4 separate regions of the Mus musculus genome follow, and regions 2, 3 and 4 are each linked to region 1. Evidence: chromatin loops called from intact Hi-C (ENCODE). Cell type or tissue: heart. All regions are shown on one strand. Links, peaks and the distances in the headings refer to the core of each region. The heading gives the core; the rest is flanking DNA.

The links. Hi-C counts contacts between places; a loop is a spot of excess contacts. Peaks named below come from ENCODE experiments on the same cell type or tissue, not always from the same donor. Only the 100,000 strongest peaks of a DNase experiment are listed, where the experiment ranks them.
Region 2: a loop joins it to region 1, with 2.0 times the contacts of the local background. A loop is called at or near these places in 7 of 42 quality-filtered maps.
Region 3: it touches region 1 in a loop (2.2-fold over the local background); 8 of 42 quality-filtered maps call a loop at or near these places.
Region 4: it touches region 1 in a loop (2.9-fold over the local background); 5 of 42 quality-filtered maps call a loop at or near these places.

The regions. Positions count from the first base shown.
Region 1 is chr13:117,020,843-117,028,644 of GRCm38, forward strand. Parp8 (poly (ADP-ribose) polymerase family, member 8) reads right to left here and starts at 4,689. Exons shown (of 27, transcript NM_001081009.2): 1 at 4,523-4,689; 2 at 4,334-4,435; 3 at 3,333-3,387. The coding sequence starts at 4,424. In heart, for the core only: no CTCF peak of the experiment used is centred there; DNase peaks (open chromatin) are centred at 3,539, 4,189, 4,569 and 4,779; H3K4me3 peaks cover 2,842 bases; H3K27ac peaks cover 2,494 bases.
Region 2 is chr13:116,948,473-116,956,274 of GRCm38, forward strand. The region is part of intron 3 of Parp8 (poly (ADP-ribose) polymerase family, member 8); the gene reads right to left. Among named protein-coding and RNA genes, the nearest start is that of Parp8, 73 kb to the right of the region's middle. In heart, for the core only: no CTCF peak of the experiment used is centred there; no DNase peak of the experiment used is centred there.
Region 3 is chr13:116,938,977-116,946,778 of GRCm38, forward strand. All of the region lies in intron 3 of Parp8 (poly (ADP-ribose) polymerase family, member 8), which reads right to left. Among named protein-coding and RNA genes, the nearest start is that of Parp8, 83 kb to the right of the region's middle. In heart, for the core only: no CTCF peak of the experiment used is centred there; no DNase peak of the experiment used is centred there.
Region 4 is chr13:117,123,051-117,130,852 of GRCm38, forward strand. Gm6416 (predicted gene 6416) reads left to right here and starts at 6,975. Exons shown (of 4, transcript NR_046023.1): 1 at 6,975-7,012; 2 at 7,107-7,214; 3 at 7,400-7,443. In heart, for the core only: no CTCF peak of the experiment used is centred there; no DNase peak of the experiment used is centred there; H3K4me3 peaks cover 523 bases; H3K27ac peaks cover 1,329 bases.

The DNA of each region.
Region 1 (7,802 bases), core at 913-5,912:
ATCTGGTGCCTGCACATTTTATCCCTTCTGTTTCTTCTGGCACTAACTCTATGTCTGACCACAGGCAAGATGCAAAATCGGAGCTCCTGTCCTTTGAGGTTTTAAGGAATGTCCTGTTACTTCGTATAGGAAAAAGAAAATGCCAAAAGATCAGAAGCATGAAAAAGTGTACTAGAAAAAAAAATGATTTTTTTTGCATGAACTCTAAATTGTGGACAGAGGAGATCTGTTCTTAGCAAACGTCTGGAATCAAGCAGCACTGGGATTCAGGGTGGGGATAGGGGCTGTTAAAGGACCACTGCTAGAATGAGAGAGTTAAACAGTATTATGTATTGAACAAATGTTAAGTGGGGGTAGATGCCTGGAAAAGCAATGTTCACAATATTTAACACCCTTTCCCCCAACCAACAGACATTAAACATTACAAGTGTCTGCTCAGCTCTGTGGTCTGCTGTGTCTGTTTATGTGACTCTGTTTGCATCCTCAGGAAGGTCAAACAGCCTACGTACAGGAGGCAGCACATGCCTCAGCACTGTGGCAGAACGGGGACTCACACCTTGGCACTCCTCAGTTAACTGCATAAATGGGACCTTGCCATGCCCATTGAACCGTCTCTGAGCCTCCACACACCCGAAAGTGAGGAGAGGGACCCCACGAACTTTTCCAGCTTTGATCCAAGTATCTCTTCATCCTCACCCCTCAGTTCGGTCCACCAAGGCAGGATGCCCAACACTAACCAGTACTTTGCCCCTATGTATAAGGCCAATGCTCAGGCCGAACCATCAAACCAGCTCTTTGCATTTCCAGTTATCAACAGACACATAAAGTTTACAAAAGCAAACATGAAGGTTCTGAATTCTTTCTTTTAATAGTAATGTGAGTGATCACCTTTTATAATGTTTGGGGCATGTAAGTCATTCTTAGAAAGTGTTAGGTACGATTAAATGGTATGTTAAATTTTATCTACAACTTGAATTGAAAAATATTTCTAATGGTTTAAATGAAATAGCAGCTGAAATCAATTCACCCACTACTCTCTGTAGAAGACTTCCTTCAATGGAGAAGTCTAATTTATTTGCCATGACAACACTAATCCAGTACTATAAGATGATAAGCACAATAAATCGAGACAGAGCTGGTGTAGTTGGTCACGTCTGCAACTCCAACACTCAGGAGGCAAACGCAGGACAAACACCAAGTCCAAAGCCAGAGTGACCTTTACAGTGAATCCCAGGCCAGCCAGGATTACAGTGGGACTGGATCAAAATCAATTTTTAAAATACATAAATAAATCAGAATCCAGCAAAGCTATTTTAATTATAAACACTTGGTCTCTATGTCGGGTTGGGAAGTGGATAATAACTGTGGGTCTCTAATATGGCTAATGAAAGCAATGTATTTCTGAGAAACTCTCTGCCCCACTATACAAATAAAAAATAGATTTCTTATTGTCCTGTATTAAACAACTGTATATTTGTTGTGCTGTAGAACCAGCCTCAGAGAAAACAAGGCAATCACAGAGCTCTACCAATTTTCTTTCCCTATTATACACACAAGCTCCAGATACTTAAATAGGCACAACAGAAAAACATCACCTCATAATAGAATGACATAGCAAAGGAAGTATTTCTCACTTTAAAAGTAGTCATGGTACTTGTTCCTACAGGGAAAACTGATGTTATCTTAATTAGTTAATTATTCATCCCAACACCTTAGACGTGATCCTGGAGACATTCATAACTTCTCCACCTCCAGCTCAGGAATTGCCAATTAAAAAAAAAAATCTTAACTGCAGCATCTAACAGATGTAAGCAACTAAAGTCATTGTGTGCCCCTCCTGGTACAGACACTGAGACCACAACTGTCTTACTAGAAATCAGAGCACCTGGAAGGCTGAGGCAGGAGAACTACTGTGAGTTCTAGGCCAGGCTAGGCTAGAGGAAAGATACACACACACACACACACACACACACACACCTACCTACCTCAAAGAAAAGCCCACTTAGGATATCCCTATCCCCGCAATCCACTAAAGGAAGGGGACAACTGACTCCACCTAACTGCCTGGGAATTATTTCAATTGACACAAAGAATGTTTTAGCCCTTATAGTTATCCAAGAGGACATCCGTCATATGATAATGTCCTTCGGATATTAAGTGTAGCAGCAGTGTTAATTTAATCAAACACCCTCTAATTTAATTTGATCCATAATTACAAAAATGATGGTACTCTCAGAAATTAAGAAATAATGTAATTTATTCTCTCCCCCAAAAGGCAATGAAGCTTAATAATTCACTGATACATTCTCAACTAGTCAATCAACGTGAGGCCAATCCTGGGACTTTATTTGGGTATAGGATAACCATTCTAAAATTTTATTATGAGATAAATGACGCAACATAAACTCTAAGTATTTTAAGGGTACACATTTAAAAAGATATTTACAGACCAGAGCTTCTTTGCCATTTCCATATTCATAAATATTTTCATTAGCTAAGAGATATTTTGGAAGGTGGTCAAGCTATTTTGAATGTGGACTCCTAACAACAGCACTAGGGTGAAGAGTCTCCACAGACTAAGTCAGTAGCCCCAGCTCTTTTAAACCAGTTGTCTCTAAAAGCAATTGGATAAAGAAAACCCAAACCACAAAAATGAAGAAAGCAAGGTGTAGAAACTTTTGATGCAAATTCTTCTTCCTCCGTTCAAAATTGCCTTTGAGCTGCATCAAAGCCCTGACAATTGACTACTAAAATATGCATCTCTTCCCCCAAAGGAAAAGCCATCCACGCCAGCTTCATATAACTCTCCAAAATCTTTTCTACAACTAAATGTGAAAACCAAAATAACCACTCCTTTGCGGAGGAAAAAAGAAAAACGCCTGGGGAACTGGGAAGACCACGTGTTTATGTCAACCTTCAGGAAAATGGAAAAAAGAGACACGTTGGCAAAATAAGCACTGGTGGCGATCAAACTATTTTGTGACATCTTTTTATGTCTTTCACATATTTCACTCCATGCTCAATGTACCAATTTTGCACGGTGTCGCCTGTGTCAAATCCAGAACGCCTAAAGAGCAATCTACTACTGAAGCAGAACACTATGTGGAGTTCTGCTCATCCTCTGTTAGCTTAAGAAGAAAAAAAAAACTTCAAACATATTTATTTTCCCTCTTCTATATAAAATCGGGAGACAACTGGCGAGGAATGCAGCTAGATAGCAGTCCCAAGATTAAACAAACAAGCAAAAAAATACCCAAACACGGAAGACACCAGGAACAAAGGAAACACAAGCGTGTGAACAGGAAATGAAGCAACTCTATACACATAAATACCTTTTGGGGCCGCCAACGTAGGTGAAAGTAAAGGTGGAGTCTGAGTATCTGAAATCTGAAACGGAAAGTCGTGTTATAAGCCACCCCATGTGTTGTTTTTAACCCCAATTCTGTCTTGAACCTACACTTTTGTGTGAGCCTAGGAGGCCCGATGGGGAGGGAAGCAAAGGCTGGAGAGCTAGGGGCCGCCAGCAGGGTGGTGCAGGAGGGGATGCGGAGCACCCCGTGGGGTGCAGCGGGAGGCCGCCCCCCGCAACAAGTGCCGGGTGCCATGGCAACAGCGGGAAATTCCCAGCCAAGCAGCCGGAAGCAGCCCCTGGCAGGCTTCGGGCTGCGAAGCCCGAACTGCCCTCGGCCTTGGATGGGGGGGTGGGAGGACGGGGAGCAAAGATGGACGCAAAGCGACCCCCAGGTTGGGCCTGCGTAGCTCGGGAACCCCGGGAATCCATCCATCCCTTCCCCGGGGCGGTGTCCTGCGCGCTCGCCGAGGAGCGGGTGCAGCGGAGGGGGCGGGAGCTCGGCCCAGCGCTGCCTTCTCCCGGGGCCTCGGCGCCTGGCGGGAGCAGCGCAGCGCAGCGCAGCGCAGCCGGTCCCTTCCCGGCCGCCGCCGCTCGGCCGATGGCGCAAAGCCGCCGGGCTCTAGCCCGCCCCGCTCGGCCACGGCTGCCGAAGCCGGGAGGCAAAGCTCGGATGCTCTGGGCACCGCCAATGGCTGGAACCCAGCGCCCGGCCCCTGCACTCTGATCGCGCGGGTCCTGCCCCAGGAGCCGGAGACTGCCCTGGCCTGGTGGGGTTTTTTGGGGGGGAGGGGGGTGGCTCGTGCCCCCCTCCTCTTTGGGTTTCAGCTCACGCCGCTGCAGCTATTTCCAAATGCACCCGGAATGGGGACTTGCCGCCCCACACTCCCAAGCTACACGCGTCGCGGTCAGAAATCTGGGCAATGGGGGTAGACAGAGGGGAGGCTGACTCCTGGTCCCAGGATCCGAGAGGCAAGAACTCACCTGCAAACAGGCAGTCTTTCTCGGCTCTTGACTTCTGGATCACGACGTCGATATCCTTCTGAATTCTCTCTTGCCTTGAACACATCCCCATTAAATAAATCCCTGGAAAAGAAGCAGCCGCTATTTCCACTCCACCCCACCCCCCTCGCACGCTTCCAGCTTTCGTAAATATTCAGTTAAAAATGAAACCTCTGGCCGAGGCAGGGGCTGAAGGCGAAGTGGTTTCGGAAGTGATCCCGGGTGAGAGAGGAGGAGGAGGTGGAGGAGGAGGAGGAGGAGGAGGTCGGCTTTGCATTCCCAGATGTGACCGCCCAGCTGCTGCTCGCCGCTGCTGGATTCCAATTTCCTCCTGTTCTGACAATGGATGGTGATGACACGGAGTCTCACTTTCTCCCTCCCCCCCCACCCCCGCCCGGACTGACGGCCGTAGGAAAACGAGGGGCCCGAAGGGGGCCGGGGACCGCTGGAGAGCGATCGGCAGCTGTGGAGCGGCAGGCGCCGGAGAGGGGCGAGCCCCGCTCCGACTCACGCGCGCACACCCCTCGCGGCCCGCACGCCGGCCTTCCCACACCCGCGCACACTCGCGCCCGCGGGCGGCGGCCGTGCCCAGGCTGCTGCAGCGCCGCCCGCCAGCCGCAGACCCTCCCGCACCCGCCGCGGGTCACCGGGCCCGGCTGCGCGCCGCTGGGGCTTTAATAGTATCCGCCATCCGCGCAGGCTGGATTTCCCCACCCCCGACTGCCACTCGAGCCGGGAGCTGAGTGACAGTGTAGGTAGTGAAGACTCCCTGGAGCTCCCAGCCTCTCCCGCACCACCACCACCACCCCTCCTCTTTCCACCACTTTTATGAATTCGACTCCACTTTCAGAAGGAATTATGAGTCATATGGAAACCCAAGCCGGAGTGGCTGGGAGGAAGAAAGAGGGGGAAAAGAAAAAAAAATCTTTACGAATTAAAAATAAAGTGAACAAGTCTTTCCTTGTAATCACATCAGGCAAAGGGAGAAAGGCTGGAGATCACTCTAGGAGGACTCTCCCATTTCCTTATTGCCTTCTTTTTTGGTGGTGAGGTGATGGGGGTTCTTTTATTGTTTTGCTTTGCTTTTGCTTCTCAGGGTGGTTTGTTTGTTTGTTTGTTTGTCCCAGGTTTGAGAAGCTCTTTTGAAAATGAAGCCCTTTCTAGACTCCAAAGACTCTTGTTCTTCCTTTCCAGCTCTGTTCATAAGAAATTGGCCTGAGGGGACTCCCTAAGTCAGGGATACCTGGCTTGGGTCTTATTCAAAACCTCAGCCTTCTGTGGGCTGAGGCAAGGGAAAGTTTCTCCAGCCCTAATACCTTGCGCAACAAGGAAAACCATACTGTCCGCTCTCTATTGCCCTGCTTTAAGCTTATGATGGTTGGTCCACCTTTTCTGCCGCAAGGAACCTGAACCCGCTCCACCAAGCTCTTTTCTTTAGCATCGTTTCTGAGAAGTGTCCCCCAGGCAGACCATAGGTATATTGTTTTGCATTCTAAGACCAAGCAGTGTCTGGAATATAGGAGGTGTTATCAATCATGTTGTCCGGAACCTTTTAATCTTCCCGATAGGAATAGTGAGTAGGGGAAGCTTTTCCTGTGCTGGCAAGCCTGAGTCAGTACCCTGGAGCCTAGGGGCTGAACAGACACGCCCAGAAGAGTATTAGAATTTCAAACCCTTTTCAAGGCAGAGACTGACTGCTGGAAACACTCAGGCTGGAGGCTTATGGTATATATCCAGCCTTTTAACATCATCTGTATTCTCACGCTTTTCCTCTTGTAATCCTCAGTTTCCGACAGCCTTTAGTGACGGCAGAAGACAGCATACATCCCACAGCAGTTAGGTGGGGCTTTGCAGGGTTAAAGCTCTCCTTTGAGCCTGGCCTTGGACACAGTGATCCTTAACCTAACTACAGAGACAGGTCACTGTGAGACTGGTCTGAGGCCTGTAGCTGCTCAGATCCATATCCCTTGAAGCTTGAGAGCTCTGGGGATCTCATCCACAGAGCACCCAAGGCCTTCGCTTTCCCTTCGCTGCCTTGCTTGAAGAGACTTCACTAAGGGTTAACGTTGTAATAAAGTGAGCCAAATAATCTGATTATATAGCCAGGAAAGAAAAGCACATGTATGAACCAATCCTGGCAGTTCCTCCCTCATACGGGACCATGTGGGCACCAATCGCAGGCCTGAGGATCACTAGGGAAACTAGTCTCCAGCTGATAGTGGGTGGAGAAGGCTTCAAGGTTATCTAGAGTTTACCAAGGCGTGAGGCAGCAAGAGATCCAGTGCTATTTGAAACACTTGAGTCCGAGGCCGTGAGGTTAGGAGTTAAGAGTTACGCTTCACTTTGGTAGCTGGGTTGCTTCTTCCATCCCAGAGGCAAGGAGCAGTGGTGCTTTGCAGTAAAGCTTCCTAAAGCCTCCAGGAGTATTCGGAATGGCACATGGCTAGGATGCGAGTATTTGGGCTGGCTGCTCGGCTGATAATCCTTTGCTTAAGGCAGCCAGACAGCAAGGCAAGGTATTGCAAGCTTAAGAGTTAAGGTATCAACCTATCCTAGTTCTCTAGGTATCGTTAAAAGGGATGGCAACAAAGCCCCTTGCCCATAACATGTATTGAACAGTGTTGCAACAATGCTTAACTCCTGTAAGTGATGCCTATTAGAGAGGTAGGTTCTTCTACCTCTCCATCTACATTGTTCCTTGCAGCCTTTCTCTATAAGGCACGCCAGTTTCAGACAGCTTCTTTATTAGCCGAGTTCCTACGAGGAATTGAAATGGCTCAGAGTCTTCCTGGGTCCCGTTCTGAGCCTGTGAGTGTTGACAGGAGACTTAGTAAGACTGATATGGTCCTCCCTGACAGATGGAACTCTGCCTCACAGAAAATAAGTTTCATCCCAACTACTTCTCCTGGCAGACAAGAACCATTCCATCTTGGACAGCCATCCCCACTGAAGCTAAAGAACACAGCTCCACATTCCTTAGATCTGCTGTAACCACAGCCACAATGACCACTTCTTTTCCTCGGGATGGGTCTTGATGAGGACGTCTGAGCCATTTCAATTCCTCGTAGGAACTTGGCTAATAAAGAAGCTGTCTGAAACTGACGTACCTTATAGAGAAAGGCTGCAAGGAACAATGTAGATAGAGAGGTAGAAGTTCAAATCCCCCTGGCTGCTTTTCTATAGACACCTCAGACAACAAAAGCACTTTCATTTCCTCTTTATCTCTCACTCCTGGATTATTGACTACTTCCTTCTTCTGTAAGGAGCACGGAACTATTGGAGGCTTAACATCTCTTAACTCACGGGACTTGATCATATAGTTGTCTGCCCAAAGGTTTCACTTCTCCTGTATGAGAATCTGAAATAATTTTATAGCACCTTACATACTACTCATGCCACATCAGGCTTTCCTGTGATTTATTCTGTCTGATGTTGTGTTTCTTTTAGACAG
Region 2 (7,802 bases), core at 1,736-6,735, 72 kb before region 1:
CAGCCACCGTTGGAAATTACACACCCATTTGCAAGACTCACGCCCACCTGCTTCTCCCATAGGTCTATGAATGCAGAAGCCCCTACATTCTTCTTGGTAATTAATAGTGATGCACATTGTCGTTTTGTCTTTAAACAGCCGAGTTTCTGTCTTTAGTATTTTTACAATGATTTAGTTCCATGCAAAAGTCTACAGTATATTTAAGTAGAAGAATGTCACTCACTTACCATGGAGAATACTATATTTGTGCGATTAGTGTTTATTTATAACCTACAAATCCTTTTGTCTTTCAATGATAAATAAACACATTCAAAATGACTTTACAAATAATAACAATCATTCAAAACTTGAAGACCACACCACACATAAAGACAAAGGATGGCCTGTATTAAGCTTGTATTGAGCTTGAACTGTGCTCTATATAAGTGAGTTAGACTGCCTGCTGCTTATTTGGTTAGGAGATACCATCTCCTGCTGAGTGCTGTCTGCAGGTTACACGGAGGATGATATGCAGAGGAAGGCTGCTTGTGTGATGAGACTCCATCAGTGAAAATGACTTCTCCACTCCCTGCCCTGCCTCACATTAAAGACCGAAAAGAAACAAAATTCCATAGGCACAGATAACACCAGGTCTCCTCAAAATCTCTCCACTGCTTTCCCTCCCCAGCTTCTCTTTAAAGATTGTATGAAAAAAAATTCCCCTCATGAGGTAGGAGAGGAAAGCTCACTGAACAAGCCAATCAGCAACAGATCCCAAGAGCTGACAATGCCGCCGAAGAAAAAGCACCCGGGTTTGATCCTCAGCACGTGCTATACCTAGATGTGGTAGCACACTCGGGAGGTATGGAAAGAAGGGTCACAAGTTCAAAGTCATGCTGTATTGCATGGTGGCTTGAAGCCAGTCAGGGCTATATAATTCTCTTTCTCAAACAAATGGACAAACCACCACCCCAAACAAGAACAACAAAGTAAGATGGCAGATAAAACTGCTTTCTGTTCAAGCCTGACAACTTACGTTCTATCTCTTGAACCTATGTAAAGACAGGAGAGACCAACATACAAAGTGTCCTCTGTACACACACACACACACACACACACACACACGCTTTAAATTCAAAACATAAAACAAAAGCATATTACACCTCTTTGCTAACAGGGTTCCCAAAGGCTTTTGTTCCGTGCTTCAGGGTGGCTAGTCCAGAGCACAGCTTGGACTTTTAGAAAATGATTATGCAAGAAATAACTCACTCATTCGTCCTGCATGGGAATGAGGAAGTTCTGTATCTGCTAGAGCCTTAGGACACCCACAAGCAAGCTAATCCATGGATACATTGGCTACATGCATGAGTGCACACGGGGGCTGTTGTGTGTGTGGGGGGGGGGGGGGACAGAGACTGTAGAAAAGTTCACAGACAGAGAAAGATCCCTCATCAACTTTCATTCTAAATGTTTAACTCATGAACCATGACTTTCTTTTCATTGTGTTAAGCTAGCAGGAAATATTTTTGTTTGCCAAACTGAAACCATCTGAATTTTACAGACATATTTTTTTAAATATGTCTAATTTTTAGTATCCTAATTTGCATTGAATACTAACTATATTTTCATGCTATGCCTAATGCCTACTGAATCTGACATGTAGAATATAGTAACGAGTTAATTTTTCTTCTAATCATTTTGTACTTTAATGTTTAAGGCATTTTATTAGATATTTTCTTCATTTACATTTCAAATGCTATCCCCAAATCCCCCTATACCCTCCCCGCCTACCCTGCTCCCCAAGCCACCCACTCCTGATTCCTGGCCTTGGCATTCCCCTGTACTGGGGCATATGATCTTCGTAATACCAAGGGCCTCAATTTAGAGTTTCAAGTGATACAATTCCGAACTTTTACAGAAGAACTTCAAAAAAAGTGTAAGTAGATAGATTACAAGGAAAAAAAATGCAGGACCACAAATGTCTGTCTCTCTGAGTCAGTCTTCCAGACCTGTGTGTGTTGAGCTGGTATTAGATAGCCACAGACTCCTCAACACTACTCTTGCTTCCTTCTGGAATGCAGTCTTTGATATCAGGTTAAGACATCAACCCGACGGGGCGAGCTGCAGCTCTCAGTCTCTAGATCAGTTATCAGTAGGTAGGCGGGGAGGGTATCTTACTAAAATCAAGTATGCTTTTACTGTTCACTAAGCTTTGGAAACAATGTTTTATTCTCACAAGACTAAATCGAAAGGTACAATTACACTGACATATTTTGATCATGAAGTTAATTGATGAGCATTCAATTAATGAATACAATTTATTCTTAAGCAAGTGACTATGCAATGCCTCAAATCCATAAACAACCAAGACAGGAAGCTGTGTGGTTCTAGGAAGGGAGAGGCAAGTTCTGACAATACTCTGACTCTGACAACAGTCTGGACGTGCATCTCAGTGGGACACTGGCATGTAGGCTTCTCTTCGTAAGAAGCAGAAAATACACTGTTGATCTCAGAGCCAAGGAAAGGAGGACAACACGGAACAGAATTAACTGGTGCGGGACATCTAGTTGTGGAGATCCCTTTAGATATTGCTGCTGCTTGGGTACTGTTTTCCAAAGTATAGCTGAAAGAGCCTATATAACTTCTTTCAAGCTATTTCTAAGTTCTGTGGACACAGCTTTTACATGCTACTGTGAAACCTTTTGAAACATCTGATTTTTGCTGATCACTTGAGTCACAAACTCCTCATGATGGTTTTTGCTTCTTGTTCAACATTGTGAATTTCATTGGCTCAACCGGGATGAGCTTTCCCATCCTATAAGGATATGTTGACTTTATAATTAATGTTACCTTATACCCTTACCCTTCAATTTGCTTGAAGATAATTTTCAATTAATTGGGAATGAAAAGCAATTATTAAGAAGTAATGACCGAACCTCTTAAAATCATACTTTCAGTTTCTCCCAAGAAAACTGGCCTCGAAACTCCCCTACAGTTTCCCAATCTGAAGAGGAAGGGAACAAGTCAAGAAACCTGGGAAAACATGTGAGCTCTCATAAGATGAATCATGTAGATGCTGGGGGTGAAATGTGGTTGGGGAAATTCCTACTTTTATTTTCTTACCTCAGAGATGTGAATAATAAGGGCTTGTGAAATCCACATGCCAGTATAAAGGAGGCTAAGCTAGGAAGAGCAAGAGTTCAGGGCTAGCCTGGGCTAAGGGGTAAAGTGAGATGCTATCTCCAGAAAGACAGAAAGGAACGGCCAATCTAAGATTTCCTTTGAGAATGTTGAAAAGTTAATTTTATCCTGTTGTTCCACAATTGCAGACATGCATATTCCAGGCCTTGGTTCTCATATTTACTGATTCATTTTGGTTAATATTGGTTGCTTGCTTGCTTGCTTGCTTGCTTGCTTGCTTGCTTGCTTGCGATATGCTAAAAGTAGACTTGCAAGACTAGATGTAGACCAGAATGGCCCTGAGCTCATTAAGACCTGCCTGCTTCTATGCTAGGGTTTTGGTTGGTTTTTTTTTTTATTGCTGTTGTTGTTGTTGTTGTTGATGATGATGATGACACTTGATTTTTAGATGTTTGGAAGAACAGCCTTACTCGATAGCCTGGCTTCCAATGTGCTGGTATCATAGAAATGCACCACCACTCCCTGTCTGAAAAAAATTACTGATTATCACAGGAGAAATAATCTAAGAAAAAACTTTAATTTGAAAATTGACAAAATTCTGTATTTTCCACCTGGAAATCTGGCCATATGCTGTTAAGAAACTGGTAGGGATATGAGGCATTCTTTGGCACTACAAATGCATTTGTGTGCTAGAAAATGCACACCTCGGTAATTGTCTACAGCTACCGTCCTCATGTGAACCATGTAAGCAGCATCTGTAACACAGATCTAGAATCCAAACTAAATAACTCCTTATTCAGATTAACTCGGGTTCAAAACTGAGTAGATCAACCATGGAAACACAGAAGACACTACTTAAAGTACTTTGGTTCTTTTTTAAACCTTTTCTTGTGTGTTTGTGTGTGTGTGTGTGTGTGTGTGTGTGTGCATGGTAAGTGCACAGATGTAAGTGCACAGATGTGTAAGTCTGAGAACACCTTGTGAAAGTTGATTCTCTCCTTCTACTGTGTGGGTTCCAAGGATTGAACACAAGTCTTCAACTTGATAGCAAGCATCTTTCCTGGCTGAATCCTCTCCTTGGCCCACTTCTATGCTTGGAAAAGTAAAAATTATAAAAATGCTCACAGAGTTGATTAAATAATAGTATACCCACAACAAAAACGCTAAAGCCACAAGCTAAGTGAAACTACTCTGAATCAGGTTACAGCCGCATTCCTGTTGAAAATAATATATAAAGCAATGTCCTGTTATACACAGAGGGTGTAAGGTCAAAGCTGTCAGTATGTAAGATACACTCTGCATGAATGTCTACTGCAATGGAGACTAAGGAAAACCTTTGGAGGATGGGATGGTAATTTATTGGTTGTTGCTTTTTTGATCTTTTGTTTCTTTATTGAGCATTTTAAAATATACTTTATTAATAGTTATTAAATATATTCATAGGGAAAAACACCAAATTTAATGCAAAAATTACATTCCACAGTTCACATGAAAGTGTATAACTAATATACTCTGAGAATCTTTATTTCATCCTTCAGGTACTAAATTTTCTTAGGGATTCAGAGCTTCTATTCCACTGACCAAATTGATCCACACAGTGATAATCTGTCTCAACATACCTTTCCTCATCTCAAACCTTCCTGAAACACCATATTGATTGATTGATTGATTGGTTGATTGACTGACTTAACTGTTTTTAAGATTTTTACTTTGTGGTGTGTGTGTGTGTGTGTGTGCGTGTGCATGTGTGTGATGTATGTGCAGGTACTGAAGGTAGCCAAGAGTAACAGGCCTTTTTTGGCCACCTGCTATGATGCTAAAAACTGAACTTGGGTACTATTGAAGAGTAGTGTGTATACAATCTTAACCACAGAACCATCTTGCCAGCCCTCAGAGACCACTACTCACAATAATGCTTATTTCCCTGATGAGATCTAGTTTCTCTGTATAACTTATTGTATTCCAGGTTCTAGACATACATATATCCTAAAAGGTGTTCCAAATATGAAAACATATAGCTCCTTTGCCATGACATTTAATAATTCCTAAATCATGGTAGGAAAAAATATATACTTTATGCTTTGCAGAAAATAAAATAACCTAAACCAAATGATGCTATGCATGTTTACTCTGATTTTCAGTTACTTTTTACTCATAGGAACAGATGAAAAGACAGAGCTTAATTTAGAGCATAGGTGAAATAAATCATGACAACAGAATTTTATTACACTATATAATGTGAAGTGAGGACAAAAGAGCCACATCTTCTGTTTATAAATCTAGCCATCTATAACTCGACATGCCCAAAATCATGAGGAACACTACACTCGGCATTTGTAACATTATAAATGCTTAACAAACGTAAGGCGTAATTCAAAGCCATGATGTTCAATATTTGCAAGCCATACGAATATGCATAAAATAAGTTACAGAACATCCATTGTTCTAACAGGCTCCAACGGGAGCTGAGCAGGAACAGACTGGAATCTAATTACAGCCCTATTTCTGCAGAGAAGCACCCAGTAAGCCATGGAGCACATGAAGACCTTCCTGCAGGTGCGTATTGCTGATGCTTGCATGGAACCTCAGCACGGAAGAGGCTAAAGCAGGAGCTACAATCCATGACCAACCTGGGTTGTGGAGTCAGAGGGGAGGGGAAAGGAGGGGGAGAGAAGGGAGGGGGAGGGGAGGGGGCCCTCATAATTATCACATCATTTTGTCCAAGATGACGTTCTGTCATAACAATCAACCATGGCACGTAGTAATTCTGATGATCCTTGTGACTCTAGAATAATACTAACCTTACTCTGGAATAGATTACTCTGGCAGTTGGTTTTGCATAATTTCAGCATGTTTGTTGTGATCTAAATTTTAAGATGAGCAAAATTACTCCATTGTCTCAGCTTCTTTTTTTACATACTGCACGCTTAGAGTAAACCCATGTGTTGCTAGCCTTGATTTTGGCAGCACAAATTCACTGAAACAGAGAAAGCTCTAAAACCCACAAAAGTCACCCTTTTATTTCCAAAGACAAATCTACCTATAGGTCCAGAAAATTCAATGAAGAAATTTCTCAGAATACAGAATATAAAGAAAGTCTAATGATGTGGATGTTAATGCTCCTTTTACCACAGGATGCCTACCTAACATTTAGTTTATCAGTTATTTTGAGACAGAAAATACACGCTCTCATACTGGAGACAGGATCTGAGAACAAACTATGTAGTTCTAGGGCCATGAAATAGGAAGAGAAAAATCAATTTATGTAACAATAAGTACAGTTCAAACAATAAGTGTGAAATGATGGTGGGGTCTTCAGTAACACACCAATGCCCTGTAATCATGAAGAGACCTCACGACAGAATTTGCTGGCGACAGACCAAAGGGAAGGACAACCATCTCACATCTATACCACCCAAGCCTTCCCTTCTGTTCTCAGCAGGGCCACTGAGCTACAAGTACAACAGAGGGGAAAGATGAATATTCCCCATGAGGCTTCCCCGCCTCGACCCTCTATCCCAAAAAAAGATCCACGAGGAGACAGTTCGACATTCACATGAACCGACAGATAAGAAGATCAACATCTCGGTGAGGTCAAAAATAAATCCTTCTGTGAAAACAGAAGCTGAAGCTAGGCAGTCAAAACCTTTGGATCACTTTCATGATGCTTAGATTAAATATCATTTAAAGTACAGGCTCCATTAAGATACCTATACAGATATCTCCGTAACAAAGCAAATCATGTTCCCCTTCCTCCTTGGCGAAGACTACTGCTTACCATTGAGACTATGGGAAAGTCGGGAAACGTCTATGTGGACAGAGCCGCTAACAGGAGGCTTTGAAAAGGAAAGGGGGCAGGCAGTGTCTGAAAATTCTCCAGACGCTGGCAAAGAAACAGATGGAAGGAAACAGGGGATGAGCGTGGGAGCCACGTCTGCTCGGAATGTAGGGTCTCTGACCCGGTGAGAAAATAAGTAATCATAACTGGATAGGAAAAGAAGCCTCCTATGATCAGAGATGGAACAAGAGAAAAAAATATATTAAATTGTTAACAAGTGATAACACCCATGAACAAACTGCTTTCGTATACATCACACAAATTGTGAACCTGTGAGCCAATAAACTGATGGGCCATTGGGTAAATGATTCAACAGCCATAATTCCTGTCCCTTCTTTGTGAAGTTACGGATGTAACAATAAATACTGCTATCTATTTCTGGGCATCATTTTTCAAGAATTGTGATAATGTTCTTAAAGGCAACCATTCATAGGACAATTTAAGAGCTACTAAAAAGGAACTACTTGATCAAGGATTTTAAAATCTGAAAAGTGTTTTTTGTTGACTTGTTTATTGGTTCGTTGGTTGGCAGTAAAGGTCATAAGAAACCAGCAGTGATACCTTCAAACTTAGGACTTGAGAGGCTGACATAATATTGAATTTGAGGCCAGTGAGGGCTACACAGCAAGTTGGAAGGCAGCCTGCAGTACATGGTGAGATCTTGTATCAAAAGGAAATTCAACAAAATGAAACACATGTGCTGGTGTTAACAATTTGGACTTTCCCTTGCCCGTTAAGAGAGTTGAATTGACAACATATCAGAAGCCAGATTTTCACCCATTTGGAGTCAGGCACCTCTGACCACAGACCAGAAATAAAAAGGCATTGTTTCACGAGAACTATT
Region 3 (7,802 bases), core at 1,263-6,262, 82 kb before region 1:
TCCCAGTCCTTCCTGACACAGTCATTATTCTCCTGATGGCGATCTCCCTCTCCGTATAAACAAGTCTTTTCATTTCAGCAGCACGCGAAAGCTCCTCACAATGAGAAACTATATTTTGGTTCTGCTTTTCCCAAGTTTTCTTTCCATACGAGAGAGCATGTTCTGGAGTTAGTACTGCATTAGAGAATTTAAAGTGTCTGTTGCTGAGGAGAGACCTCAGGACCTTGTACACACTCGACTCTCTGCCACCCAGCTGTGTCCCCAACCCCAGCATTTATTTTTAACACTGCTCCCCAACAAGTGTTTTTTAAAAACAAAGAAACAAAAAAAAAGACATTTGACTTAAAATTAATGTGATGATAGATGCATGTAACTAAGTTATTCTTCTTAATTCACTCTTTCAAATCCATTATAACACACAAAATGCTATCAATTCTGAGGACTACAGACCAGCGTCGGGAGGAAAGAAAGTTAAAATATATGTAAACAATTTCCCAGTCCTTTCTCAGGAACCCTTATGCCTCTACAAATCTGTTTCAGATGATAGACATTTAGATAACCTATTTCTTCGGTTTTCTTTGTCTATACAGAAGACTGCAAATCCTTTGAGATTCAAGCTCCGTATTGAATTATATCAGTCCATGGCCAACTGTTTTAGTGTATGATACCCAGGAGTCAGACAACAGTAGGCATTTAAATGGGTTAGGGGAGTTGTACAGAAAAGATATGCTACTGTTCGTGAAGGGTATTTTGCTGCTCAATTAGTAAGTCAAGAAGCCAATCATGTTAATGTGAAATCACATTTAAGCAGAACAATCAAAGGAGATAACACGGATGACTAACCCACAGAAGCATAATAACAAGTAATGAACACAGAGGAAGAGCCTGGGCAGTATAAAGCCCAATCGTTTACTTCTTAATTTGGAAATAACTACATAGAAGAGCACCTAAACCAAGAAACGGACATTAAAGTGTGTGTTCTTCTGTGTCATTCTGTCATGCATGTGACACATATGTACTACATAATCAGAATCAGGAACTATGCACTTATTGTCATCCCTTCATCTTAATGCCCCAAGCTCCATGCAGGCGTCCAATCAGTTCTTTCACAGTTCTCCAATTCTGTCATCTCCAGTGTGACATGAATGTGTGTGTATGAGTGTGTGTGCTTTCATTTACACAACTGTAAAGTAAGAATGACAGTGAATTATTATCTAAAAAAAAAAAAAAAAAATTACCCAAGATGGAAACAAGGAAAACGCAAATTACCACCCTATTGTAGTAGTAAAACAAGAGCAAGGTTTAGTGGGATATACAGGGAGGAAATGATAAAATGAGACCAAATGGCAGATGCTAAGCCCAGTCAAAACCCCAGCTACTGAAATCACAACCCTGAGTCAAATGCCAAGGAGGTAAAATATCCACGCCACTGGTACCTAAATCTTGGTAGGGAAATAAACACTGTGACCCAATGCAAGCTCACTCTCTCGTGGTTCACTTGCTAACACAGTGGGAATCTACTACGGAGCAATGAAATCCTTGTTGATGAGTCTGCCTCTTCAATGAGGCAGTGCTAGATGACAGAGAGCCCAGGCAACTGGACAATTATACCCAATTCCAATCTGAATCTATTTCCACCACCCCATGGTCACAACCCAAATTACTCGACCTCATTTTTGCTCAAATCAATGTCTAAATGTCAAATGAACCCTTAATCCATTCCTCTGTCTTTGTCCAGGCTGGGAGCCTGTTATAGACTAGCAGGAGCCTTGGTGTTGTTTGGAGACTGACTACCTAGGTAATAGAGAAAAAGTCACTTATACAAAATCAGCTTCAGTGTCAGTTCAGAAAGACTGGAGGTTCCATGTCCACGCTCTCCAGGTCTTCTGATGCTTTGACGGAGGGCCCCACTATTCTGCCAGTTATTCAGCAACAGCTCAGGAACCTTAGCCCAGCTCCAGTTCTTTCCGTTCGTCTTATGCTGTTTTGTGAAGACATGGTCTCGGGCAATTCAAGCTGGCCTCAAGATCACAATGTAACCCAGGGAGACTTTTGGACATTGACCCTTGTACTTGCGCCCATCTCCACAATGCAGGGATTAAGTGTGTATTACCATTATGAGCCTCAAGCACTAAAATTAACAGGAGTTTTGTATGAATGAATGCTCTCTGGAGAATTCGATTTGATTTGCAAAAAAAAAAAAAGAAAAGAAAAAGAATATATTACATTTATCAGAAACTAAAGCTAACACCGACAATTTTACTTTTAAGGGGCTAATGGCCTCGTAATTATAGGGGGTAGTCCCACGTTCATGAGCATGCCTAATTTTTCAAGCATCAAACAGAAAACAAAAGCCTTGCAGGATGATTCATCAGCTCCCAGACCTAAAGCTTGATTTTTGGGTGAATACCAGGAGGAAAATCACCAGGCCTGTAAAATCTTAATCAGTTTCGGTCTGTAGCTTTGCAGAATGCTAAGGGAAACAGTCCACTAAGAGCAGACTTGGATGATTAAGCTCAAGGCTCTAATGGGCAGGGCCAAATGGGGAGGGGGGCAGGGAAAGGTGGGGTGGGGTGAGGCCGAGATCAAAGCTTAAGTAGCTTTCAGAGTAGGGCTGGATTGTGCTGTTCATAGTGAATGCTATACACCCTGCAAGTGCTGTCCTGGCAAACTCAAAATAAAAGATGACAGGAGGAAACCCTGAAGCAATCTCTAGATTCAGGGGGGAAATGCCCTCATAGTCCTGGACGAGGCTGTGTTGTGAATACATTAAAAAGCTTTGTCGGAGAACTTCGGGTCGGTTGACATGTTGTTTGGTATAATCTATATGTGGACCATAGCTTGAGGTGCTTCGGGTCAGAAGTGTAAGCTGGAATCCATTAATCTTTTTCTATTACTTGCGTAAGTCCTCTGATAGTATTTGGCCTGAGGAAAGACTTCGTTCTGCAGCACAGGCAGAGGGCCATCCGAAAGGAGCCATCCGATGTTCCGCCACTGACACCTCACCTTACACTTGGGTTTTAGTCCTATGACTGGAACCATTCCCAGGGTCATTCTTGCATTTAAATTCATCATTTGCACCTTATTTCCTTTTCCTTCTGAACCCTCTCATGGAGAGGCCAAAGATACAAACTTACTCCTCATTCCAATGTTCTCAACTTTAAGAAAACTATTTAATTTTCGTAGGAAGATGACAGAGTTGGTGATCAAATTTAAAACAAGACAGGAATACAGGGAAAGACCTTGGCTCAAAATAACAATAATAAACAATAATATTTTTTTTTTAAAAAACCTTAAAAGAATAGCACGGGGTGTGGTGGTTTTAATGAGCGTATTTAAGTTGTGTATGAATACTTGGTATCCAAGTCATGGCACTTTGGGGAGGTGCATTTTGTATGTCCTTGCTAGAGGAAGTTATGCCGCTGGAGGTGGACTTTGTGACCCTCTGTGCTTGCAGCTCAAGATGTGAGCTGTCAGCTAACTGTGACAGACACCATAACTGCCACTTGCTTTTGTGTCTCCTTGCCGTGATGGACTCTCAGTGTTCAGGAACCGTTTAAGCCAGATGAAGCCTTCCTCTTGTAAGCTGCTTTGGTCAGTGTTTTATCACAGCACGGGAAAGGTAGCTAATACAGGAGGTAATGGAAGACAGGTTCTTAAAATAGAGGTGAGAACAGACTGAAAGTAAAGGAATCTTAGGAGACATGTCATGGGTGTTGAATGCAATACCTGTATTTTATAATAAACCCCCTAACACTACGGGGCCATCTGCAAAGCAAAATTCCTAGGTCCTGAACTCTCCTTTTTTTTTCCTCCACAAGACCCCAGGTTTAACCCAACAAGGATTGTCCTGTGTGCTACCTCTTTTGCCTCTGCCCTGAAATCTGAAGCACATTTTCTAATAACAGAGGCTCGAGAGCTCTCAGCTTTCATGGTTATATCAGATTTCTAGAATTCACACGAGGAAAAGCAAAATGCAGAAACCAATGCAGATCCCAAACTATTTTGCTCACCTGGACATGAGACGCTGAAAACACCAGCAGAAGCCACCTCGCTGCTGCCATGCAGCATGGGGCTTCTGCCTCCATGGTGCTGCCGAGGGAAATGGACCTATCCTTGGATCCCACCCCAGGCTCACCCCAAGTGCTTTAGGGACTATTCGGAGCACGGTTTGCTTGTTTGATCCCGTTCAAGACCGACAACATTCACCGTTTCGCTCATTATCATGTTTCATTTCCCAAGGAAGCATTTGCCAATGACAACAGGCCAGTGTTCTCCTATTCTTCCCCAGTCACTAGCTGTGATCGCTGTGTAACACCACAATTAGGAGATTCTAGTGCACTTTCCTACTTCATCAGTACTCTTACATCACCCCCGTCAATACGATATCACAACTGTGTTAAGCTACATAGAGACCCAAGGCCTCGTTCACCTCACCCTCCTCTTCAGACCCTAGATCTGGACCTGAGGGTAGAACTGCATCTCCTGTACAAAGTCAAACCTTCCTGTTCTACTCTTCAGCTCTGACTCCTCCAAACTTTAGAAAACGTTTTCACCCCTTTGGTTTTCCCTGGGCTGCCTCCAGGGTTCAGTCCACCCTCTGCCTGGCTCTAGATAACTGCTCATTACAGCACCCTCAGCTCTTTCGCTGTGAAGTTCCAACCTTGCCTCAAAAGCTCCAAATGGTAGATTGAGTTGTGCTTGGCAGTGTCCCCTAGACGCCTGACAGCTGTCACAGGGACAGTGACACTAAGGTTTGTGAGCACACATAGACACACAAGGCCCTCAACATCAGTTAGTAAAGGCTTGACCCAGTGAACCTTAGACCTTACATCTCACACATGCCTATAGTTTACTCTTTTCATTTATAAATCCTGACAAATTTCTAAAACCTCATCATTTGCCCTCTAGCTGTCAAATCATTTTATTTCATATTAATGTAAAGGGGGCTGCCATTTGGCTGCTCCCTTAGGCGTTTAAACTATTTCTCCCGCTAAAGACTGACATACAGACTTACAGTACCTGCACCCACACAGAAAGAGACGAACATCTCTCATTTCCATCAAGCCTAACCTACCAATATGCTACAAAGATCCCATAAACCCACAGTCCACTTGAGATTTTTTGTTTTATTAGTCTCACAATTCTATAATTTATAATATCAATGTTTTTATAGAAGTGGGGAAAAAAATCTAACTACACAGATATTAAGAAAAAAAACCTACTTAGAATAAACAAATGAGGGATGACGAGAGAGATAACTAAGCAGGTAAAGGCACAGGCCACCAGACAATACAAGCTTGACAAACTGAGTTTGATCCCCAGAACCAACATGGATGAGGGAGGAGAGAAGCTGTCATGAGAGCGAATTCCATACTCACACTGTGGTACACATACTTACATGTACACTAATGATGCAATTCTAAAGAGCCAACTCTCCCAAGTATTGTATTGTGCATGCATGATTTTGACCTTAGGCCAACTTAAAAGGCAGTAGGATAGAAGGCTTTGTTTTCAAGGCAAGGTCTTACATAGCCCAGGCCTTGAACTCCATGTATACCTAAGGATAGCCTTGAACTTGTGATCTTACTTCCAACTCTGTGTGCTGAGATGGCATACATGTGCCCACATTCAGTTTTATGTGGTGCCAAAGACTGGACTCAGGCTTGGGACATGCCATGCCAGGCAAGCATTCTGCCAGCTGAATTACATCCTTACCCTAAGAATATTTTCAAATCTGGAATCCCAGTACGTGGGAGGTAGAGGCAAGACCTGTGGTTCAAAGCATCCTCAGCAAGAGGAGAAAGTAGACGTTTGTAAAACAAGAAGTTATTTTCCGATGCTGTAAAAGAAACACGTTTGGTACCATGAGGCGTGTTTCCATAATAAATATATATGTACTACAGATATACACCTACAGAGATACTGCTTGAGAAGAACGGCTCCCCTCCCTTCTCTCCGGGGGACTCTGAATGAAAGAGCCTTCCCGCACATCTGAATTACTTCCGTCAGTACAACTACAGCATGTAGTGAGACAAGGCGCTAGGGCTGTTCCCACACTTCATTTACACTACAGACATGCTGGTGACAGGTATTGCTCCACGGCCGTGGTGGCTGCAGGGACATCACTGACTCCTCTTCTCCCCCCAGAAAAAGCAGGATCCTTGACTTCATCATAGGCAGTCTACATAGTAGATATTAATTGTGCTGGAAGTCTCCACACTCAGCTGGGGAGAGGCTTTAATCAGGATCCTAAATGAAGGGCTTTCCCCCTCCCATGTCCTGGTAATTTTCCTCTTTTCTAGTCTGCCTCACAGATTAACGTTTCAATTTGTATCATAACTGAGATATCTCTGTCTGTCTCTCCCTCCCCCCTCTCCCTGCCTGCGCACGCGCACACACGCACGTGCACACGGACACACCAGATTGTATAGATCTGAATCCTGAATTGACATTCTGCCACAGTGAGCTGTGCTGTGTGATCACCAGTAAGTAGTCTTCCACTTCAACTGTTATGAGAACGTATGAGACAATGCAATGTTTTAAAAGGAGACACACAGGACACACAGATTACACAGGAAGGATTATTGCTACTCTCACAAAGCAGTATTTGCCTAATGTATTTCTCACTCCTCATGCTCCTTTACGACTCAATCCCAGGCCAAGTTCCTCACAAACTTCCCTGACCACCAAGACAAAAGAGTAGATTCCTTCCTTTGGGTAACACTTCTTGACCTCGACACTGAATCTCCTCCAGACCTCAGGGGAAGAACAACTCTATTGATTCTCAAATACTCAGGGCCAAGACATGATGGCATACCACCCAACATGTAATTTTGAAGATGGAAGGATGCACAGATCATAGTTCTCAAAATTCCTGAATGTAATACCATAGCAATTCCCTACCTAAGGGAGTGTTTAAACTTTTATGAAAACGTTGCCTGCCACCGCACGTGGCACATACTCAAAATCACCACAAACACAGTGAGTGTGAGACTTCTCCATCAGTGCCTTCCTGAGCCTCTTGTGATGTGAAGAAGTAGACTGGGCTTTGGATGTCACCATCACGCAATCTCTGAGACTCACATTTTCAAGTCTACAAAATGATGGTAGCAGGCGCCTTGCAGCTCTCCCTAGGGTGTGAGCCAAAACCCAGTGGAACACTAGACAGGAGGACTTAATAAATAAATAAGTTTAAAAAAATGGAAGCACTAGTTATTTTCTGTAGTTTCTATAGCAATTCAACATTAATTAGCAAGTTATGTGTCAGGGGTGTACTACACATTAAAGCTTTTATGTAAACTGCTACCATTTTTAAAACGTAGTAAAAGGAGTATCATTTCTCCTAAACAGAAGCAGGCTGGTGGAAAACCGCCAGTGTCAGATGGAAAAAGGTTTGACTGGGAATTGTTTAAATATCACATATTCCATGCTAGGACTAAGTACGATAAGTTAAACCCACTAGTGACACTGCAGAACAAATGGCTCCTTGTCTCCTGAGCAAATGCATGCACAGACTTTCCTAAGCATCGAAATTATTGAAGAGACATTTTCAACTTAAGAAACACAACCTTGAGCTAATTAGATAAATGATCAGCCCCTGAAAAAGACTGGAGATGCTGACCAAACATTAAGGTAGCCAAGCATAGATGTGCCAGTTTTCAGAACATTTTGATAATCTTTAAACCTATTATACTTTGAAGAGATGCAGTAACGGGACCAACATAATAAAGAAATGCTTTTCCTGGTTGTGTTTAACGTGAGAGCCCAGTTGGCAGCTTCTATTCCTCACTTCTGGACCA
Region 4 (7,802 bases), core at 1,418-6,417, 100 kb after region 1:
CTTTGCCCCTTCTTAGAATTGGGAACAAAACACCCATGGAAGGAGTTCCAGAGACAAAGTTTGGAGCTGAGACAAAAGGATGGACCATGTAGAGACTGCCATATCCAGGGATCCATCCCGTAATCAGCTCCCAAATGCTGACACCATTGCCTACACTAGCAAGATTTTGCTGAAAGGACCCAGATCTAGCTGTCTTTGTGAGACTATGCCAGGGCCTAGCAAACACAGAAGTGGATGCTCACAATCAGCTATTGGATGGATCATAGGGCCCCCAATGGAGGAGCTAGAGAAAGTACCCAAGGAGCTGGGGGGATCTGCAACCCTATAGGTGGAACAACAATATGAACTAACCAGTACCCCCTGGAGCTCGTGTCTCTAGCTGTATATATATCAGAAGATGGCCTAATCGTCCATCAGTGGAAAGAGAGGCCCATTGGTCTTGCAAACTTTATATGCCTCAGTACAGGGGAACGCCAGGGCCAAGAAGTGGAGTGGGTGCGTCGGGGAGTGGGTGGGGGAGCTTGTGGGGGACTTTTGGGATAGCATTGGAAATGTAAATGAAATAAATACCTAATTTTTAAAAAAGATGTTTTCTTCTGACATCCACAGTGCACTATGGCCTGCAGACACCTGTACTCACAAATACACATCTCACACACACACACACACACACACACACACACACACACACACACATGCTTGTGCACACACTAATAAATAAAAATTTAAAACAATACAAATTTTGTAATTTATAATAACTGATTATAATTGATAACAAAATATATTTTGTGTTTAATTCTTTGCTCCTAAGTGAAAGATTTATTTTCATCAATTTGTATTATATAGAGTACTGGTAGAAATGTATAAGATGAATTTAAATAAATTTGCATCAGTAGTTCTTCAGGTGGCATGGTCATATTCGTGTTTCACTTGATACCCTATTTCATTATCTCATTTTATTTTGTTTTATCGCTTTCCCAATGTGAAGAATTGATAGTCCTAGCACTGTACACAGACATAGACATGTGTTAGGAGAAATCTAGTTGGACAGATTCCTAAATTTTCCAAATGACTCGTGGATGACAGTATTGGGAAGCCGGATTATGATACTTTTTTCACTCCCTAAAACTGACTATAATATTTAACTGCTGTGAAATGAAACCATAAATTATAATCTGAATGGTGAAGGAAGAAAAGCTGTCAAAATACAGGCAAAATTGTTAAAAATGTAAGTGGATGTGTCTGGCTTAGCTCGATTTAGACCTCTTAAGACTTCTTTACTTTTAGAAAAGAAAAAGAGCTTGAATTTTAAAGTCTAAATAGACTGAAAGAAAATAAATTAGACATTACACTAACGAGTGTCTCAGCCACCCACTTCAGCAATGTCTCCGCCATTAGTTATTTTGATTATTCGTCCAAAACTCTTAATTAAATTATATAGAATTTTGAAAGGAAGAAATAAATTTTCCAGGAAGAATAAATTTTATGAGAAGAAAATAAACTGATGGAGGTTAAATAAATACTTTATTAGAAAACTGCAATTAACACTGATAATAAGAAGACATAAAGCAAATTATGAGAACAAAGTGATTTTTCTTCCTGCTAGGCTATAAAAAATGTTTTTTAAGGGCACATTAATACCATTCTCCCTCTTAATGCATGTTTGGGCACCAGCCCAGGTGCCATTTCTAAAAGCAGTAAGCACTTAGCAGGACCTCCTGCAGAACTACATCAGGAGCATCACTAGAGGGGAGCTGTGCATTCCAGGGGAAGCAACTAGAAGCTTGTAACCTCTAGGGCTATGTGTACAGCAGAGCAAGCAGGATGCTGACTACATTGCTCCAGAAAATTCATTTCACATCAAAAAGCCATATTTGCAACCCAAAGGTTTGAATTGAAACAGCAATTAGTTGGGCTGGAGAGATGGCTCAGTGGTTAAGAGCACCGACTGCTCTTCCAGATCAGTTCCTGAGTTCAATTCTCAGCAGTCACATCTGTAATGGGATCCGATGCCCTCTTCTGGTGTGTCTGAAGACAGTGACAGTGTACTCACATACATAATATAATAAATCCTAAAAAAAAAAGAAAAAAAAAAAAGAGCAAATAGTCAAGTTTTCTACTTGACAGTTGATAGACCTCACAAACAAGATGGCAGAGAACACATACTGAAACATCCAATCTTGTGTGCACTTCTCATCTCTTCCCCTGTATGCTGCACTATAGATAGACATCCCCTTTCTGTATATATGAGTCTGTTATCTCTCTGTCATGTTCCTTGTCTTTACTTACCTACTTCTCCATCCAGATTCTTAAAAGAGAGAACAACAAAGCCCAGGGTTTAGATGTGGAGTTGCCTGACACAACGAAGGAATGTATCACATGGTTCCTGGGATTGTCACCTAGAAAGCCACGGGCACATAAAGCCTCAGCACCTGCATGGAGCGGGGACCCAAGTTTTCAAGACCGACATGTTGAGCATGGGACCTGAGGTGAAGACAGAAGATAGTATTCTTGAAAGTGATGAAAAATATTAACAGAAAAGTGAATAATTAACAAAAATAGAGCAATTACAATGCAAGCCTGCTGAACCAGGACTATGCAACAGATAAATCAAAATTACAGACTGGTAGAGTTACTGGGACAAAACTTTCCCAATCTATAATTCTGCTTGGAATAGTTCAATGGACTAGTTAAGAAAGTGATAGATTAGATAGAAGAAAAGTATTAAAATAGCTAAATTTTATTAACAGTCTCTAGCCAGACACATATTTTAGAGCATGATTCCCCAAACAAACAGAAGGTTTATGCTTTGTAAGGATTTTAGACATTCATATAAATTAAGGGTTTGGCTAAAATCTCTAAGCTGACTACGATTCTCAGAGCTCAGCTGCTAAAGCACTTCTGCCTCTCAAGCAGGAGGAACACCTCTAGCATGAGGACCTGAGTGGGCTTTGCTCCTGGAGGCTATGCGAAAACCCCAGGCATGGGAGCCCCTGCTTGTAATCGGAGTGGTAGGATAGTGGAGACAGGAGGATCCCTACAGTTCCCTTCAGTTCAGTCTATCCTGACCAGTGATTGACTCTGTCTCAAAGAAGGTCAGCAGCATCCCTGAGGATGACACTTGGGGCTGTCCTCTAGCCACCAAACACATGCATATGCACCTGTACACATGTATACTCATAAGCTTGTATGCACATACACGTAGAAAGGTTCTATAAGTTTATAATCAAAGAAGGTAAACTAGAAACAAATAACCAAAACTATCTAATCATACCCAGCAATTTTGGAAATAACATATTGCATTGCTAGGTGATACTCTACTAAATAAATTCGGTGGAACTTTAAAAGTATTTGAAAATCATAGACAATAGACAATAAAGGCACTCTGTACCCTGACTGGTAGTTTTCAGTCAATGTTTGGATAGAAATTTTATATCCACTAATTGAAGGATAAGACAGGCAGAGCAACAAAATGTAGCATTCACTTCAAACAGCCACAGATGTTGGAAGACTGCTCATGAGTTCAAGGTTGACCTGAGCTATCTTGTGAGTTCCAGACCTACTTCACTATGGAAGGAGGCTCAAGTTTATAAAAAGCCACTGACATAGTAAACAAAAGAGGAAGAAATTTTAAATGTAAAACTAGAAATGAGTGAAATAGAAAATGCAGGACTAAGTAAAAATTAGAAATGAGAGTCAATAAACTATGGGCTAATTCACTGAAAGGAGAAAATACCCATTCTTGTAAGAATGAAACCTTCAAGAAGAGGGAAAAAAAACAGTAATAGCTTGGGACATTTGATAGATTTTATAAGAGAATGACACATAAATACGGATTGATAAACTTTGAAACCATAAGCGAAATAATTTTCTTTTAAGAAAACCAAACCAGGAAAAAACCATATGCTCACAAATCTCCCTTAGAAGTCCTTCTGCAAAATGTCTGAATGGTAATAGTGCCTGTGAGGGTCAGCCTTCCATGGCAGGGATGGAGGGGTGCAGAAATAAGACCAAGAAAAGTATAAACAAGACAGAGAGCCTCCTCCTGTAGGTCCACACTGGGTATCTGGGTTTCAACCTAGTGCCAACATATGGTGAGGTGTGTGTAACACAATAAAGTATGATCCCACTGCAGCCCAGGGAAACTGAGGCATTCACGAACAAATTCTCATCTCTTATATGTTTATCATGATCATCTCTTAGAGACGGTAGTTTTCCGCACAGGAGCAGTAAGGCCTCACCACTCTTCAGCTGGTGGCCTGCACAGCGCAGATGAGTTAGCGTTAGAGCATTAACAGCCTTCATCATTAGGCAGCAGAGGGAACACAACATTGGGAAGATCCGTCATAAGGTGTGCCCCTTTGGCTTCTCTGTCTCTTGGGGGCCAAGAGTGCCTTTCCTTATTAGTCACTAGATAAACCATCTTAGTGATTTAGAGAATGTGACTCACGAGTAGGGTAAGATTTCTTGGGCTACAAAGAAAAGAAGTGCACGTGATAGGCAGGAATGATGATAAACAAAAAATTGGCAAGAGAAGAGGAAGCACGCTGCATGTTCTCACACCAAAGAAGGATGGCGCTGGCTCAAGCAGAAGGCTTGACCATGTGTGGCAAAACATTCCAATGGAAGGTTCTGGTGACATTTTAGAAAGCTAAATCCTCAGTAAAGTCAAAGGTAGATTTTTTTTTTTTTTTGGAGCAAAGTGCTGAGGTAATTGTGGAGTAATAGAAAGTGGACTGGTTGCAATGGAGACTAGGAAAAAAAGATAAATATGGGAAGACAGCCATAAAAAAAAAAAGAAAAGAAAACCTTCAGAACTGAAAGGTGTTTCAGAATATCAGCCGCTTTCCAGCCACGCTCAGGTACCTGAAATGGAAAGGAGAAGTGTCTTATGACACAGGGCTAGTTAGTAGCTGTGACAGGAATAGATTTTGATAACTCGGCTCTAGGCAAGCGCTATTTTTAAATTTAGAAGTGCCTTCTTCCATGATAAGCAAATGATTGAATTGTCGTTACGTTTAGGATTCTCTTCCCCTTTCGGGCTTGAAGCTTAAGAAAGGAAGTAAGAAATAACTGCCAATCTTTCTTCTCACCTCATAATTAAAAAACAACAACTTGATAACAGGCTAGACATGATATCGGAAATCAAATGATGACTAAAAGATACATGTCTTCTTTTCAATCTTACTGATTGAGAAAATTAAACATGTCCTGACTGCGAAAATTGAAGAGCTTCTCAACAGATAACTGGGCTGAGACTGAGTGTGCTTTATCCCAAGTGACAGCAGGGTTTAAACGTAAGCTGGGGCAGCCTGGGGCTGGGAGACAAGGACCATGTGGACTTGATCTTCCTCTGCTTATGTGTGCAGAAGTTAGACTTGATTCCGAATGTAATTTATGAACTTACTCCATTTAGCCACATCTCTCCTCTTCCTGCAAAGTATATACTTCACAATTAGGACACAATAGAAACTTCCTAGGTGCTTAACTTCGGACAATTTGATTAATTTCTAAGATGCAACTGTACATAACACCTGCATCGTATTTATAATGTTATATAGTCAGGCAAAGTTATTTTTAAAAGGGAAGTCACAGAGTACTATTTGAATGTCTGGAAAATATGCATAGATACGTTACTTGGTTCCATAAATAAATGACATTGCAACCTTTGTCTTTTTTTAATTAAGTATAAATTATGCAACCTTTTTCTGTAGAGATAGTTACATATCTTAAAATGATCCTTGTTCTTAGTTATTCACGAGAGTGAGATTTCCCCCTTCTCATTTTCTTCCTCTTTAATAATTAGAGTTTATTTCATGTTACTGCTGGCTGTGTTATGTGATTGTTGCCTATTTGCACTTGGGCACATTAACTTTTATTGCTATATGTAAATATTTTATTACATATTTTGAGAGTAGAGAACAGAAGAGTAAGTATTTAGCAAATGCTGGCTTAATAGTGTGTGTAAACTGAGGTAAATAATTATGTAATAATTCCCACTTACAGACTATTAACAACAGTACAGTGTTTCAAAAAGAATTATATATGGAATAATACTTTTGAACATATTTCCCCTCCAAATTATTAATTCATGGGTAATTGAGGTTAAATTATTTAAAACTAATATTTGTTCAATCCTCAGTGTGAGCTGGGGTGTAAGGTATGCTGGAGATTTCCCTGGAAAGTAGGTTGGATGTGATCTCTTCTCAAGAGCACCGCTGTGGATGTGACAATAGAGGATAGGCATGGTTTTCATTTAAGTGGTCAGGGACAGTAGCACTGAATAGAGCCACAGTGGAGGCTCTAAATAGAAAGAAAGATGGGCCAGGTGGTGGTGGCGCACGCCTTTAAACCCAGCACTTGGGAGGCAGAGGCAGGCGCATTTCTGAGTTCGAGGCCAGCCTGGTCTACAAAGTGAGTTCCAGGACATCCAGGGCTACACAGAGAAACCCTGTCTTGAAAAAAAAAAAAACAAAAAAACAAAAAAAGAAAAGAAAAAAGAAAAAAGAAAGAAAGATGGAGTCCCACAAGCAATGGAAACTCCAACTAAAAAGAAAGATGGTGTGCCACAAGCTGGCTGAAGCCCTTTGAGGAAGGAGTCAGGGGCAGAAAACGGAGTGACTAATTGTTACTAACAGGTTCTTTCATGAATCTAATTCAAAATTTTGTCCTCTCTGTAAATGGCATTTTGAGTCTGCAGACTGCCAAGGTTCAAGGCGAGTGAGAAGGGGAGCATTTCATTATTAACCCATACCATTTGAAAACAGACCCAAGACTGAAGAGATACTTACGGGAAAAATACACAAATTCCAATAAGAAGCCGATCAAAGTCACTTCTCAGCAGGGAAATGCAAATTAAAACTGGAGGAGATGACAGGCTCACAAACGCGGCTATAATTAGGAAGACTAACAGTATTGCATCGTTTGGATTTGGAATGGTCCCCAAAGGCCTGAGTGCTAAGAAATTGGGCTCCAGAGTGTCACTGGAGGGAGACTGTGCAGACTTCAAGAGGTAGAGTCTTGTGGGAGATCTTCCCAGCAGTTGGAGGATGCCCTTGAAGGGTCTGTGAAGAGCTAGGATTTTTTTTTCCTGTACTCTTTTACAGCATAGCCAAGGAGAGGATGGTTTTGATCTACTGCCTGAAGACATGCTGTGTCACCACCAGAGCCCAAACAACTGGACAGAGCCAGCACCAACCAAAACCTACAAAGCTGTGAGCCAGAATAAAACCTTACTCTGTGTAAGGGAGTTGCTTTCGGTGTGTGTTCCAGTGGTGTGACTCTAATGCAGAGAATGTTGAGTAGGGCTTGAGGCAGCTAGAACTTGCCTATTGCTTCTGGGTGCAATTATTTTAGAAGATAACTTTTGTTAATTTCTTTTTTCTTTTGTTGTTCACAGATCTGGTTTATCCCTTCCCAGAAGACAAACTGCAACCAGATGAAGTGAGTATAATATCATGAATGATTGTCTTCATAAAACGTTCAGCCGAGATGGGGATCACTTGGCCTTCATCTTTTTGTTATCTCCCAGTTCAAACTGCTCACATCTCTTAAGATCCAGTATCCTCTTGATCTGCCGCTGAGCTCTGCACACTGGAGCCTCAGTAAGCGTATTCTTTATAGCTTTAGCCTGCAGGTGGATTCCTCTCTCAACACTGCTCTCACTGGGCGGGCAGAGAACCCCTGGCCTTTGGTATCATGTCACAGTTTGGAGATGGTGTTCGTTATGTTTCTTACAGAAAGTTTAGCTATATTTAGAAACAATTCCCCATTTTGTGACAGTGGTATCATCACAGAAAGCT